2 separate regions of the Mus musculus genome follow, and region 1 is linked to region 2. A link is a loop called in an ENCODE intact Hi-C map of the cell type or tissue named here. Cell type or tissue: heart. All regions are shown on one strand.

What was found. Peaks named below come from ENCODE experiments on the same cell type or tissue, not always from the same donor. Only the 100,000 strongest peaks of a DNase experiment are listed, where the experiment ranks them.
Region 1: it touches region 2 in a loop (5-fold over the local background); 2 of 42 quality-filtered maps call a loop at or near these places.

What each region holds. Positions count from the first base shown.
Region 1 is chr17:9,945,743-9,953,742 of GRCm38, forward strand. No RefSeq gene overlaps it. Among named protein-coding and RNA genes, the nearest start is that of Gm34799, 43 kb to the left of the region's middle. In heart, no CTCF peak of the experiment used is centred here; no DNase peak of the experiment used is centred here.
Region 2 is chr17:9,761,109-9,769,108 of GRCm38, forward strand. All of the region lies in intron 3 of 4930452A19Rik (RIKEN cDNA 4930452A19 gene), which reads right to left. Among named protein-coding and RNA genes, the nearest start is that of 4930452A19Rik, 11 kb to the right of the region's middle. In heart, no CTCF peak of the experiment used is centred here; DNase peaks (open chromatin) are centred at 3,663, 4,133, 4,793, 7,353 and 1 weaker place; H3K4me3 peaks cover 1,772 bases; H3K27ac peaks cover 2,220 bases.

The DNA.
Region 1 (8,000 bases), 180 kb after region 2:
TCTGAAAGTTTCCCCCTAGGCATATGCAGCCATCTCATCTGCATGAAGGTACTAATGAAGGCTGTTTGGTATAGAGAGTTTAAAAGTTTGTCCCCCTTTGGAACTTGAAGTTCCTTACATTGGCTTTGTGTGTGTTTACCACAGTCTCAGGGTCTCACACTACACATCACCTAAGATGTCGTGGTGTTGGCTGTTTGTCTATAAGTGAGAATGGGGTACTGTGGGGAGCCCAGTCTGCTCATTGACAGACATCAGGGTTTCTTGGTGTTCCCTCCTGGACTGATCAAGTTCCCAATGCAGGAACTTCCTGTGAGAAAGGCTTGGCTCTGCCACAGTTCTGCAAGGTCAGTGCCGCTGGAGGCCTGCAGCCTCCATGTTCTCTCTGTTCATTCTGATTTACTCTCTCGTTATCAGGAGCTTCTGAGCTCTTCTGTGGCTGACACTGAGAGTCAGGCTTTTACAGGCAGCTTCCTTTCCCTCTGATCTCCCATCATGGTGGACAGGAAATTTGGGAACTCTGTTTCTGTCTAAACAGACTTAGAGTCCTACGACATCTCAAATATCGCTGAATCTGGTGAGTGCTGTCCCCATTCTCTCTGCTGATTCAAGGATGCTATCTAGGTTCTCTTGTCACTCATCCACTTGTCTCCAGCTTCCCAGTCTCACCCTTTGACATCTCCTTTCTCCATTTAATCTTAAGTATTGTACATACTCATCTTAGTGGGGATTCAGGACAGATCAGAAGCCAATGCATTTATTCAACCTTAGTATCTTTACCTTGAAATCCACACATCATATTTTATCCTTTCTCTATGTCTTTGCATTTTGGATATGACTTTATAGTTTCTGCCCTCAAAAAGCGGGGCCTATTTCCCTTCTTTGAAGTCAAGGCTGGGCCTGTGGTTTGTTTTGGCCAGTTAAAATGTAACAGAATTGACCTCATGCTAGTTCTAAATGGAGGTTTGAGGTGTCTTCTATGATCCCAATGTTCTCTGAGAACTTTGTCTGGTCAGCACGAGCCAGGTGCTGTAGCTCAGGCCACCCACCCCTAACTGATCCTAGAACACTTGCTAGTGTGAATTCCAGTGCAACTAGAAAACCCGCATGAATCCAACACCCATTTACAAGCTAGCTGACTAAGTGGCCGCTGTTTAAGCGGCTAAGGGCTAAGGTGGGTTATCGTGCAGCAAAGGCTAACTGTTGCAAACGGTTCAGCTGTTGAGAGGAATCGGGAGATATCCTCACTGATTCAAAGATGGGAAGAACTGCCAAAACAGCTCAAGCCTGCTGCAGACTTTGCCCCGGAGCAACACTTGCATAAATAATACAAGAACTTCACATTGTTCTTTTTACAAAACAACACTCCCTGAACGATAGCAAATCGATTTCATAGGCTGAACTCATGCAGCAGTAGACAACTTACCCTGACACCAGGGATTCAATGGTGACTGCTCCCAATTACACCAGACACAGACACAGACGACACAGACACAGACACAGACACAGACACAGACAGACACAGACACAGACACAGACACAGACACAGACACAGACACAGACACAGACACAGACACAGACACAGACACAGACACAGACACGGAAGAGCCTGTCTGTGGGGATGGTCAGCCCACAGCAAGCCACCATTCCGGGAGGAGGCAGCCTGGGCTCCATGCATTGACAAACACTACCAAGCAAAACAAGGGTGCCTCTGACTTGAATTTCTGTTGGTACCACACCAGTACTGAAACAAATGAACTTACTGCAAAGGGCTCAGTGTTAAAGATGTTTACTAGACTTTTTTTTTTTCATGGCTGAGTAAGAAAAAGTCAAAGATTGGAGAGAGTGTGAATGAATCTGATAAGCATGCTCAGTAACTCGGTCACCCAGCCTGCTTGGACATCTCTACCACACCATCTACTTGTGAAGCCGCCTCCCTAGCTGAGGGGCCGCTCCACAAAGGAGAGAAATCCCAACCTTAGCCATGATTTAAAGAAAAAAATTAAAGTTAAAAACTGGTTCTATGGCGTTGCAGATGCAGCTGTCCCCTGCTGTCACTATCCCCTGTCACACAACCGAGGTCAGCTCCACTGTGTTGACATCACAGCTGAGTACAGCCTTTGGGCCATGTCTTCTTCAAGCTGTTTGCAGACAAACTTCCAAACGCAGCAGAGAACTTTGGTTCTGAGCACTGGGGAGGAAGGATTCGGATAGGAGGATTCCTCCTCTCACAAAAGCATTCCAAGACTCACACATCAGGGTGCTGATTTTGCACACCATATCGGCACCGGCAGCAGGTCCATTTAAGTGGAGAAATTTGAGGGTGAGGACTCCATCCTGAAGCATACAGATCCTAGCATAATGTCCATGACAAATGCTGGACCTAGCCCAAATGGTTCTCAGTTTATGTGCACTGCCTAGGCTGAGTGGCTGGGAGGCAAGCATATGGTCACTGAGAAGGTGAGAGAAGACATGAGCATTGTAGAAGCCACGAGCAGTTTGTGTCCAGCAGTGGCCAGACCAGCAGAAAGGTCACCATCTCTGACTGTGGACAACTCTAACTCCTTAGACTTGTAGGCATGGTACCTACCAGTCCATTCCTTCTGCAGCTTGGGTGACCATCTCCACCCCCATCTGCTCACAATGCCCTGCAACCACTGCTCTCACTGAAGTTCTTTGGGTTCCAAAATTTCCTCAGTCCCCTCGAAGTCTAGCTGGATTGCAGAGTTAAGTTTATGATTATGAATAAAAACTAAATAGGAAAAGATTGTTAAAACTAAGTTATTTTAATCTATATGTGAGTATGTGCGTCTGTGTGTGAAGGTATACTCACGTGAGTACAGGTGTCCGTGGAGACCAGAAGAGGGCATTAGATCTCCTGAAGCTGGAGTTACAGATGGTTATGAGCCACTCAGTGTGGGTGCTGGGAGCCCAACAAGGCTTCTCGGCACAGTAGTAGTCTTAACTGCTGAAGCATCCATTTTGCCAGCACCCCAGACCTGGTTTAGAATGAATTCATCCTTCTGGGTAGGACTGTGACTAGAACTCACTGTAGAGTTAGCTTATTTATCTATCTGGGTAAAATATCAGGTCTATCAAGAAGAAAGATGTTTGGAAACTTGGAAATGTGAGCCAGGCCTTGTGATAAGTATGCAGAAGGCAAACAGAGCAAGCGGATGCTCGTACGTTCATTCCTCTCTGCTTCTGATTGACACCACGTGACCAAGAACTCCAGGATGCTGCTCCCCTGACTTTCCTGCATTTTCCCTTAAAGTTGCCTCTGTCAGGGTATTCTATAGCAGCAATAGAAAGCTAACTAGGACAATGGACTTGGGGCTTCCCGGGTGACAGGCCATCTAAGCTGTGTGGACAAGGACACTGAGAAGTCACCAGGGTGTCAGTCTGGTAAGGGGTGGAGCCAAGACAGTGTCAAATGCACATTATGCAACTGCCCAGGGCTGTGACATCAGAGGGTTTCAGAGGGACTAAGAGTATGTCTTTCTGTGTTCAGAGCTGAGCTGACCTGACGAGAAAGGCTGGGGAAGTAATTGGGAATAAATCATACCAGTATTCAGGAATTTTAACTTAATATTGATAATAGCAAAGGAAGTTGTTTATCTGGGTTCTATTATCTGTCCACACATACCACGAGAGCTTAGAAATTGTCTTGTTTGTGGTTACATGCCTTGGTCTTAGAACAATGTATGATACTTCCTGGGTATTTAATAAGCCTTGGTTGAGTGGAAGAACACTGTGTACTGACCTGGGAATTTCCTTCCATGCATGTATTTCATAAATACAAGCTGCTTCATAGGGCTGGGGTGAGCAGATACTAGTGTGGAGGGGACTAGTGTGGAGGCCAGTTGGATGTAAAGAGATGGTGAGGAGACCACAAAAGTACAGGGGATTGTAACACACATTGTCAGTGTCTAACAGGCAACACAAGGTTGTTTGATAAAGCCTCAAGGAAGTAGTTTATACTCACCTAAAATTATACACACTCAGTAGTGTGTGTGTGTGTGTGTGTGTGTGTGTGTGTGTGTGTGTGTGTATGAAAGGAAGTTGAATCCCTTGGGCTAACCATGTTCCCACAAGAAACAAAGACTATTAAAAGCCCTATTACAGGCATGAAAAACCTCCATTCAAGACACTGGTCAGATAATCAAAGTAATTCACAAAACAGACTAAGCTGTTCCCATTGCCTTTGTTTGCCTCTCAGAGGCTGGAGGCCAGTCCCTGTTGCTCAAGATACCACAGGTAGGACACAGGACTTGGATGATTGGAGTTGAATCTGACTTGAAAGCCTCCTCTTTGTGGTCTACTTTCCATGGTACCAGAAAATATTATGCAAGTTACAAAGGAGAAGTGATTATAATTATTTCCACCCAGCTGCAACACCGATGAACGATACTTACCAGCATGGCCAGACTTCCATAAAGGAGCAGTAAGTGGCAGGCACAAGTTGGTGGTAACCAACAGCTATCTAATTTGACTCAGCAGACAAGAAAGCATACCTAGTAAGAGAAACCTAACCAACCTTCAAGGCCTTGTGAAGTTACGGGCCAGTTTGTTAGATGAACATAATTCCCTACTACCTTCTAAACTTTTATGACCACACATATGTGAACTCAACACCTCTCATCAAAGAAGCTTATTTCTAAAGAAAGCAGATATAATGGTGGTTTGAATTGAATGGCTCCCATAAGCTCATAGATTTGAATGCTTAGTCACCAGGAAGTAGGATTATTTGAAAAGATTAAGAGGTGTGGCCTTGTTAGAGAAGGTGTAGCATTGCTGGAGGAAGTGTGTCACTGGAGTGGGCTTTGAAATTTCAAAACCAAGATGGCCCCAGTGTCTCTTTCTTCCTGCTGCTTGCAAATCCAGATGTAGAATTCTCAGCTGCTTCTTTAGCACCATGTCTGCCTGTCTGTCCCCAGGCTTCCTGCCAAGATGACAACGGACTAAACCTCTGAAAGTGTAAGCAAGCCCATTAAATGTTTTCCTTTAGAAGAGTTGCTGTGGTCATGGTGTCTCTACATAGCAATACAACAGTGACTAAGAGAGACACCACCACAGAAAGCCATAGCTGACCAATGACCAGCCTGACTTAAGATCCTGCTATGCTTGCAGACAGGAGCCTAGCATAACTGTCCTCTGAACTCCACCCAGCAGCTGATTGAAACAGATGCAGAGACAATAGCCAAACATTAGACAGTGACCTGTCCAGCAGGTCCAGTTATTCGAGGGTCTCGAGGGGACCTTCTCCTAATAACCAAATGGAGGGATAGAGAGAGACGAGGACCAAGTGCAAGAACGACACAGAAACATTCTGAGTGGCATCAAGCTCCCAACTGTATTCAGCAAGGCTCAAGGCTTAAATGCACAAGCAAAAGGGGAAGTACAAGTACTTATCAGTGGGAGGGGTAGGACAGTAGAAAATTTTCTTTTGGCAGCTACACAGGGAAGCAGGAGCTTGGTGTTATCAGGGTGTGGTCAGGACATCTGGCGCTGACTTAGGGCTGGAACATTCTGTGGTTGTTCTCGGAACGGTGCGTCGGTGGCCTGCTTTTGACCCCCTTTTTTTTGGTGGGGGGGGAGAGGCCCAATTCAGAGATCAGGACAATAGCATTGTCTTAATAGCTCCCAACAAGGCAGAGCTTGGGAGTCTTATGGAAGAGTTGGGGGAGGAATTGAGGGAACTTAAGGGACCCCCATCCACAGAAGACCAACAAAGTCAACTAACCTGGACCCTTCGAGGCTCCCAGAGACTGAGCTACCAACCAAAGAGCAGACATGGGCAGAACCTAGGCCTCTTGCACATACACATAGTGGATGTGCATCTTGGTATTCATGCAGCCCCCCTAACAACTAACAGGAGTTGACCTTGACTCTGTTGCCTGCTTGTGAATCCTGTTCCTCTAACAGGGCTGCCTTGTCTGGCCTCAGTGGGACAGGATGTGCCTAGTTCTGCAGTGACTTGATGCGCCACGGTAGATTCTTACTGAGGGTGGGGGGATGGGAAGGGGGCTTTCCCTTTTCAGAGGAGAAGGGGGATGGGGGAAGGGACTGTGTGAAGGAGAACTAAGGAGGAGATGGGAGCTGGGATCAGAATGTAAAGTGAATTAATAAATTAATTAATGAAAAAAACCCATAACTGGACACAATGCAGAGATCAACAGATCATAAGGAGCCTAGCCCTGATATCTCCATCAAAACTCTTGAATCTATGGCACAAGGAAGATCACGAGAAAGGATAGTCAGAAGGCTGTAAGAGCTGGATACCAGGAAGTCTACACTGCAAGTCTCTCTTCGAAATGGTTGTATAAACAAGACTGGAACATTGACAATATCGATAGGCATACTGATCGGAAGGGAAAAATTCTCACAGAATCTCACCCTAAACAACTACAGGCAACTAATGACTGCCAGCAGGAGAATTAGCCTCTCCCAGGGATGAGCCTCTTAATTGATTGTCTAAAGTAGAATGGTTGACCTTGCCACCACATACACAGCATCAGCAAAAGTGGACTCAGCGGGTTGTATTTATGTTTGTGTACACAGGTACATACACATATATGCATTAGCATGAGTAAAGAAAAAAACTATAAATTCGAGAGTTTGGGATGAGGTGTCTTGGGAAAGGTTGGAAGGAAAGTTCTTGAAGGACTAGAAGGCAGAAAGTGAAGTGGAATAGGAAACATAATTCTATTTCAACTAAAAATATACTTAAAAGGATGAAGAAAAGAAAACAGTCAGTACACATATGAAAAGCCCAGGTATCAAATTACCCTAAAAAGAACATTATGAAATTTCATTATACACTAACTCCTAAAGAAAAATCTCAAAACTATGTCACAGAATAAAACTGTATAAGCTTATGTCCAGGGGACAGTATAATTAAGTTTAAAATCAGCAAAGGAAGCCCTCCAATTTTTATGAATTTATAACAACATATAAATGACCTGTATCAAAATACAAATTTTAAAAATTATTTGGACATACTGTATATATTTGTTTAATCTGTACTTTCACTCAGCTCTAATAAAGCTATATTGCTTTTTTTGTTACAATTTGATGTGGGACTTGATTTTTATTATTTGTAAAAGAGAACAAGAACCTGGAAACAGAGCCTAGACCCCTATTATCACTGCCAGAAAGGCTGTGTGTTCAAGGTCATGTTCAACTACATAGCAAGTTTAAAGTCTGCAAGAGTGTGCTATGTGAGGCTGTCTATTAAAAGGGTTTGTTCTTGAAATATAAGAGAGAGGAAGAGAGGAAGAGACAGGGGAGGAGAGAGGAAGGTTGACTGGGATCCCTAGGAAGGAGACCCAGTAACTAGAAAAACAGAGCCAGATCTGCTCTTTGAGGCACCACTCCAACTTTTCCCCACAGGGCAAGAAGCAAGTTATCTCTCTTCACTCTTTGATATTTTCTGTGATTAAAGTTGGGGAGGTGAGGCTCAGAATAAAAGAAGGAGGGCCAATGGAAGGGTGTGTCCTATAGACATGGGCTCAACTTGGTTCAGCTGCATATTTCTCTAAAGCATCAACATTCCAGATGCTTCTGTGTAAACTTACGCCGTGTTCCATTGAATTTTCCAGACCCCATCTTTGTGTCCCTGAACCACTTATCTTAGAACAGAGCATCGGGCTCCCGCTGTGAAGAAGGGGCTGTGTAGACCCCTGCCATGAAGCCAGGCAGACCTCAGTCCACGTCTGATTCTAATGAGGTGAGATGCTGCTGTATGAGGGAGAGCTACATGCTCCCAGACTTCGCAGTGTGCAGAAGTGGGACGTAAGGCGTTCCACACACAACACGTGAGAAACGTGGACTCAGCGTCAGGCCTGAAAGGACGGTGAGCGGTACAGAGAGCCCTCCAATTCACAGCCGTCTCCCCACCCCCCAACTCCTGTCCCCTCACTGGTTCCTCCGTCTTCCTCAAGCAAATCCAGCTTTTACAGTCAACTTCCTCATATTGAGGCAACTTTAAAACAAATTCACAG
Region 2 (8,000 bases):
TGTGACCGAGTATCCCCAACACTGCCCAAGAAACCCACACGATAACTCATAATGAAGAAGGTTATTCAGTTCCATTCACTGTTAGAGAGGGTTTAACAAAAATGCCCAAATGAAGGCTCTTAATTGGAGCTGAAAATAATAAACAGATGGATGGATAGATAGATAGATAGATAGATAGATAGATAGATAGATAGATAGATAGATAGATAGATAGATAGATAGATAAACAGATCCAAGATTCAGAAACATTTGTTCTGGGTACAATTCATACTGGAAAACAAATTGTTCTGTAATCTATAAATCCCAGAGATGACCCACATTGGTTAGAATCTCCAGTCTCTTCCCAGTTTTGAAGGAATTTGAGTGGCTACGTCAGGGAGAGTAAAGCTAACTTCCATGTAAAGTGAATGAACACCTGAATTGGAGGGTATAAAGATGGCCTCTTTATCAGTTCAGGCCAGTTCTTGGACTGAGGGAAGCTCTCAAGGCCCGAACCTCCTTCCTTATCATGACTGCAACATATACGGGGCTGCATGGTACTCAGCCTCAAATCACAGATGGGGAAGAAGGATGCAGATGGAGACTAGCTTCCCAGCCACAGTGACAAAGGAAAGATGGCTACCACCTCTGCTTTCGTGCCCATGGTCAAGCCTGGTCGCCAGGTCTCAAGTGTAAGTAAATGAGGCTGGGAAGTAGCATTCCCAGCAGACCAACCATTTCCCAGAGATGAATTTCAGCCAGCCTAGAGCAGGCTGCATTTCCAAGGACAGACAATAATCTCTGACATGTAGTCATTTAGTAGTGCAGTTGACCCTTGGAGCAACGTCCTTGATGCCGGTAAATCCATCTCACACCTTTGGAGTACTCAGGAATCTACAATTCTCAAATATACCAGCAAACCTGTTCTGTCTTCATCACTCGTGGGCAGATATAACTAATTCTAAAAAACATCCTTACACTGAATTATGAATTTATGCTCAGGAAACTTCATACAGCGCCCACCTGTTGATGTTGCTTCTACCTTTCTAGAATCGTCTGGATTTATCTTTATTCTCCACTTGACAGGTTTTCAAGAGACCAAAAGAGCCTTGTGCCTCCTTTAGATGGTTAATTTTTCTAAACATTCTCATCTTCACATTGGGTTCTGTTGTCCTTCACACGAGAATACTCAGGTAGTGATGGTTCAGCCTTTACAGGTAGTTTAGCTAATGGGGTCTGGAGAGATGACTCAGCAGTTAAAAGCATGCACGTACACATACATACTTTAAAATAACATATCTTTAAAAACTATTTTGCTAAGAATAAGAACACAATATCAAGTAAACTGAAGCGGAAGCAGGGATGGGGAGACAGGATGAGAACGTCTCAGTGCACCCCCATTTCATAGAGAAGCATTGTTTGAGCCTCTTTCCTACCCCTCCTGCACTGCCTGCCTGACTGTAGGTGGGTTACCCGTGGCCATCTGTTTTCCCACCAAGCCTCCCTCAGCCTCTGTGCACTGTGGGGCATGGGTGCTTGTTTCCAGTCAATGATTTCTGAAGCTTAGAAAAGGAAAACACAGCAGAATTAAGATGATAACAAAGGAGGCCTGAGACCAAAAGGCCCTGCATGTGGGCTTCTCATCCCCAGAGCTGCGCTCTGTACGGCGAGGTGGCCGTGTATCAGATGCTCTGTCTCTTTGCACCTAAAAGAATTAATAAAGTTCAGATTAAATATTAAAAAGAAAAGCTCTAGCCCACTGCTCCTGCAGGAAGGCTGAGAAATGGAGAGTTTATACTCTGCAGGGCTGGCTTTATAAAAAAAAAAAAAAAAAAAAAAAAAACTTAAGAATACTTTTTTTGTACAATTAAATTTTGCAATTGGAAATTGCACCGTGTATAAGAACACTTTACGTTGGCTGTGCTGTTCTGTTCAAACGATCCAGAGACGTAGTTGGCCTCTTGTTATATTTTATTTTGCTCTATTTTGATGGGAGAAAAGGGAGGCAGAGTTGTGAACAACCTCTTAATACAGTTTAGAAACTTCGTGTGCAAAGGGCACTGATATAGTAATTACCGGTTTTCTTTTATCAGCCGCCCTCCTTTGTCACCTCTGCTATTTAAAGTTACTGTTCACACACTGTGGCTAATTCCTTTTGTTAAATTTCACATTGAATGCAGCTTCCTGAATGTTTGTTATTGCGGGCCTATGGATGTAGGCTTCTCAGATAAAGGAAAAGCCGGGTGCATCCATCTGTAGGCAAATTGAAAATGAGTTTAACCCCTTGACTTCCGCGTCTCTGCACCCTTAGGCGGAATGTGTTCAACCGGTCTGACTGACAAGATTTAACAATGTAGCAACATCTGTGTTTTATTTTTTAAGGGCATTTTCTAGAACATCCAAAGCAACTGTGTCTATATGACCTATATGGTAATGCAAAGAAACTCACTTGGGGAGGAGGCCCAGGACCATGGCTGGGGAAGAGGAGAAAGAAAGAAAGAAAGAAAGAGAGAGAGAGAGAGAGAGAGAGAGAGAGAGAGAGAGAGAGAGAGAGAGAGAGAGAGAGAGAGAAAGAAAAAAAAACCAGCGACACTTTTGAAATTGGAAAAGGTCTATTTTCATTACTCCCGACATATTTCCTGACAGCTCATCAGGTTATTGCCAACCAGAGGAGTTTCTAAGCCAAGAGAGGAAAACAGAAAGGAGAGGGAGAGCAAAATTTTGCCCCCCCCCCCCCGCCCCAAAGTAGCATTAGTAAGGGAAGCCGCCTGTTTCTCTTCTTTCGGTGTTTGTTTATTTGTTTGTTTGTTTGGGGTTTGGGGTTTTGGGCTTTTTCTATTTCAATTTTCAGAAAGAAACGGAGGTGGGGAGAAAGCATCAGAAAGCGATCAACCGCGTCTTTTTCTTCCTCTCGGGCTAATTTTGAAACAAGAGAGGCGAAAAGGTCAGCCACATGGGAAAGAGAAGGGATTTTTGCATTGTTCATGGGGGAAAATTCAACATTGTTTGATTCGCCCCTTAAACATTTGCTGAATGTCCCCTGCCCCGACACACTGTGGTGTTCCCAACCTTGTACGAGAGAGAAAACTCACTCGGAGCTCTAAAGGGCCAGGAAGACTGACGCAGACAGGCAAACACACAGGTGGGGAGGAGCTGGTGCAGGGGAATGACAGGAAAGGGCTGCTAAGTGACAGGACAGTCAAACTCTCCAGAGCCTCCCAGATGACCACCTGCAGAATCCATGCTCCCAGAGGAGGGCAGAACAAGCCCTAAGACCCTAGGCCAGAAAAGGGCCATTCGTACTATAGAACGCATTATGGTGGATTTGAGACCAGGAAGAGCATAGGGATGAGGCTACGAAAGCTGCCAGACCTAGAATTTTATCCAAGGTCCATGGGGGAGTTAGTGGAGGTCTTTATCTGTCGATTTAACAATTGTTGTTAAAGAGACTCAAACTCTGGGGGGGTGGGGGGGAAGAGAGAGGGAGGGAGGGAGGGAGGAGGAGGAGGAGGAGGAGGAGGAGGAGGAGGAGGAGGAGGAGGAGGAGGGAGCATTGCCCACATTTATTTCACCCAAACTCCACCCACCTCCTAATCAACGCCTTCTCAATTTTATTTTATCATGTCTTGTTTTTGAGACACAGTCCGGCGTGTAGCGAGCTGGCGTCAAACCTGTTATGTAACTGAGGAGCTCTTTGAACTGCTCTCTCTCCCTACAGCCTTAACCCACCCCCCACACCCCAACCCAATACAGGAATTCAAGCTCCGGGATTGGCCCGGAGCTTCCTCTCCACCGTGGGAGCTGCCTGCCAGCTAAGCGCCCCTCCCCACAATTGTCCTGCAAACTCTTAATTCTGCTTCTTTCCCACATAAATAATTCAGTGTGTATCACACCGGAACACTGAGTAGTTCCTTAAACGCCGCACTCTAGAGATCAAACAGCGTGCCTGTGTGTAAGAGGAGACTGTGCACGTAATTTTCATTTTACTTCGCTCAGATCAGAATACAAGGACGGCTTCATGTCCTGCGTCTGGTTGATAGTCACTTTATTCCCTCTTAATCTGTAGGCGCCTTTTCATTGGAGGGTTTAAAGTAAGGGGATTTCGTACTTCTTGCGTGTTAAAATCTCTGCTTAAGCCCTGTGTAGTGAGAAGCTGTCCTGAGAGCTCGCTCTGTAGAGGAAGTGGCAAGCTGAGGGAATCTGTGATGGCGACCCAGCAGCTTGTGGGAGCAGTCCACACTCAGGCGACCCCAGAGGAGGAGAAAAGAATTCAGAAGAGTATAAGGGACTGTATACTGACAGTCCCGGTTTTTTTCTTGGTAGAATTTAGCGGGCTGAATTTTCAGATTACAAATGTATATATATATACCCGCATAAATGAATCAAATTGCCAGTGGACCCACGGGTGGAAACATAGATGTATTAAAAAGCAAATTAGGTCTGTAACACGCTTAGACAAAAGTAGGATAATACAGCAAAAGGGAGTCTCAAACTCACACAATAACATCCTCTGTTTAGAATACCCCACACGCCCTAAAGTAAGATTGTTTCTAGTTACCCAAAATTGATTTCCTTTCAGAATTGATCTTTTTCCTTGAAATTCTCACTGATAATTTAAAGTGACAGCATGGCCTGGTAGAATTAACTATTCTTCCCAGAGAGACAATAAAATATCTGACTTTAAATTTAAATTCTATTAAGAAGACCCAGGCACTGCAGGTTACTTGAGCCAAGCCTGTAGATTATTTCTGGGTCCTGGACTCTTAAGGGCCAGCTGACCTATAGCCAAGCCCCATCCTACAGGCACGCCCCGCCCCACGGCCAACCCATCCCTTGTCTCTCCACTCTTGATGGCTTTGGCCAGATCTCCCTCTCCTGCCCTCCATTTATCTGCAGCATGTTTTCCAGTATTCTTGCAGAGTTAGGAGTGAGATTCTGAACACTCTCATAAACTTTGTTCTATGTTCTTGTACCCATGGGCAGCTTTCTGTACGCTCATTGCCCATTTGAATTGAGCTTTCAGAGCATCTAGAAGTGTCACTTATGAAGGCAGCCAGTATGCTCAGAGGCCCCTTGGGCCTCTCAGATCCTCTATGAGCCTCCGGTCAGTTTCTTAGGTCTGACTGCCACTTAGAGCTTTAAAAATGGAAGAGCTAAAAAAAGGAGGGAAAGAAGGTAAGCAAGAGAAATCCATCATGGGGACAGCAAGTTCCTTTCATTAATATTATTTAGCATTAAATGTCAACCAGCTCTGAAGCACCACAGGTGCAAATGAACAAATGGTCCCCCAGGTAGTTATTTCTACTCCTCGGGTCCATGCTGTCCCTCTCCCCAACAATGACATCAGGATTCGGGTTGCACACCAGTGGTCCCTGCTCCTTGTAATTTTGAGAGCATGTGCATAGCTAAAAATAAGAGTAATGCCTGCTGTTCCTGTCCTAAGCATGATGCTCACTGACAGCAAGTTCCCTGACTGAAGCAATGCTGTGTAGGACCATCTATCTCTCTCCAGTGATATGATTCCCATTTCCTCGGGTTTTGGCATGGAACCAATATCATTACTACAGGTGTGAGATAGACAGGGTACCAGCTACTGCTCCCAATTCTATGCTGTCGGCCTTCTGCATTCCTTCTGCATTTCTTGGAGAAATTTGAGGTTCCATCTCTCCAATGCCTGTCTTCTAGATAAGTTGTAAAGTGTAGATTGAAACAGTAGTAAATGTGATCTTTTTAAGCAGCAAACAGACAAGAGCTCTGATATTCTTTGATCCTGAGCCAGCAAGAATGACTGTCTAGGTAAAGGTACTTGTCACCAAGCCTAAGCTGAGAGGCCTTGAATTGAGTCCAGGACCCACAAAGTGGAAGGAGAGATCCAGCTCTTGCAAATTGGTGTCTGACCTCTTCATAAGTACTGTTGTATGCTTGCATGCATGCACACATACAAGCATGCACACACACAAGCATGCACACACACAAGCATGCACACACATAAGCATGCACACATACATGCATGCACACACAAGCATGCACACGTATAACAAATAATGATATATAAATGCAAAAAAGAGTCCTTTGATATTTTCATTGGATAAGAAAAACCCCTAGAGTTCCTTATATTTCTGCAAATGATAGGAAGATTAAAAAACAAAAAACCTTTCCCCTGATTCTACCAGAGCAGAGCATTTGGTTCTTCATTAGAGGCCTAGAAATCTGCTGAGCTCAATCCCATGCTATCGATATGACCCATTTCCCTCCCTAGAGCACCTTACAGATCAATAGCTCAACCAAGATGCTGTTCTCTGTGGCTTTCTCCACAGCCGTGCCTCCAACAGCATGGCCCTCATCCACTTGAGATGACTCTTTCACAGTCTGAAGGCTCTTCATTTCCTATAGGCGACGTAGGGTAATTAATAATTACTATTTTGATGGTGAGCATTTTGCCTTGTTCCAGCCACAGAGCTAAGCTTTTAATATAAGTTATCTCACTTAATCCCTTCAACAACTATTAAGATCTCTTCATTAAATGTATGAGGCACCTGGGATTTGGGACGTCTAAATAACTTGCCCAGAGTCACCTGACTGAATTATAGAAACACAACTCACGCACAGCTTAGGTTCTTATTCCTCACTTCCTTCTGGAAAAGTGCTTTTATTATTTGGTCATTAAAGCCACCCAACATCATAAAGTGGTGTGTGTGTGTGTGTGTGTGTGTGTGTGTGTGTGTGTGTGTGTGTGTTGTGTGTATGAGTGTTGTAATAGTTTGTGTACACATGTGTTTGAGTGTGTGTCTATGTGTATATTTATGTTATGTGAATGTTGTGTATGTGTGTTGGTGTGTGTGGTGTGTGTGGTGTGTATGTTGTATGTGTGTGATGTGTGTTGCATGTATATGATTTGTGAGTGTGTGTTGTATCTATGTGGTGTGGTGTATATGAGGTGTGTGTGTGTGAATATATGTGTGTGTTTGTGTGTGTGTGTGTGATGTGTGTATGGTATGTGAGTGGTATATGTGATATGTTTATATGTGTGTGTGTGTAATGTGTGTATGGTGTGTGAGTGGTGTGTGGTGTATGTGTTGCATGTGTGTGTGTGATGTGTGTTTTGTGTGTGATATGTGTGTATGTGGTGTGTGTATGGCGTATGAGTGTTGTGTGTGATATGTGTTGTGTGTGTGATATGTGAGTGTGTATGAGTGTGTGTGTGTGTGTGTGTGTGTGTGTGTGTGTGTGTGTTTACTGTTTGATCAAACTCATTTCTTTTGTTAATTTTCCAGCTGAGGGAGCTTCATAGCATTTCCTTATTCCTCAGGGAAGTGGATTCTTTGCAAGAACCCAAGGTCAGCTCCCTGCAGGGCTTCCTGTTAAGCAGGCAGGAAGTGTGCAGGAGTCTCCAGGAAGCCTGTCAGGGGGAGATTCCTGCAGTTGAAAGGGCAGAACCATCAGGAGCCAGGCTGGCCTTAGGAGTTGACAAGAAATAGATGGAATAATCTCAAAAATAGAACAGGGGATTGAAACTTTTGTTTTAAAATTAACAAATATTTTCTACTCATATGCTATGAACTATGCTATTCTATGCTCTTGGTCTGCAGTTTCAGTAAAAGTTTGACTAAATCCCGAAGAAGGGCTTCATTTAGGAAAAGCCTGGTTGTAAGCAGTGCAGAACTACTCTATCCCAGAGCCAAAGCCGGCTAGCAGCAGACAGTGTGGCAGCTGGGGGCAAGGGCAACTCAAAGGCACTGGTCTCTGATCCTAAGCACCCAGAATGCCATCTGCTGGGACATTCATCTTTAATAAATCATTGAGAACAAGAAACACTATGCTAGTTTGGGATTAGTAAAACCAAGTTCAATTAGGGAGTGAGAGAGAGAGAATTGTCTGGGTTCTTATGCAAGTACAAAGTGTAAATTTACAAGGGACAGGTCACATTCCTTCATGCCTCGTGAGAATGGTCTCAGTGAGCATCCCATCCTCCCATGGCCCAGATTTCCTCCATTTCCGATGCAGAACCTCAGTTGCATGAA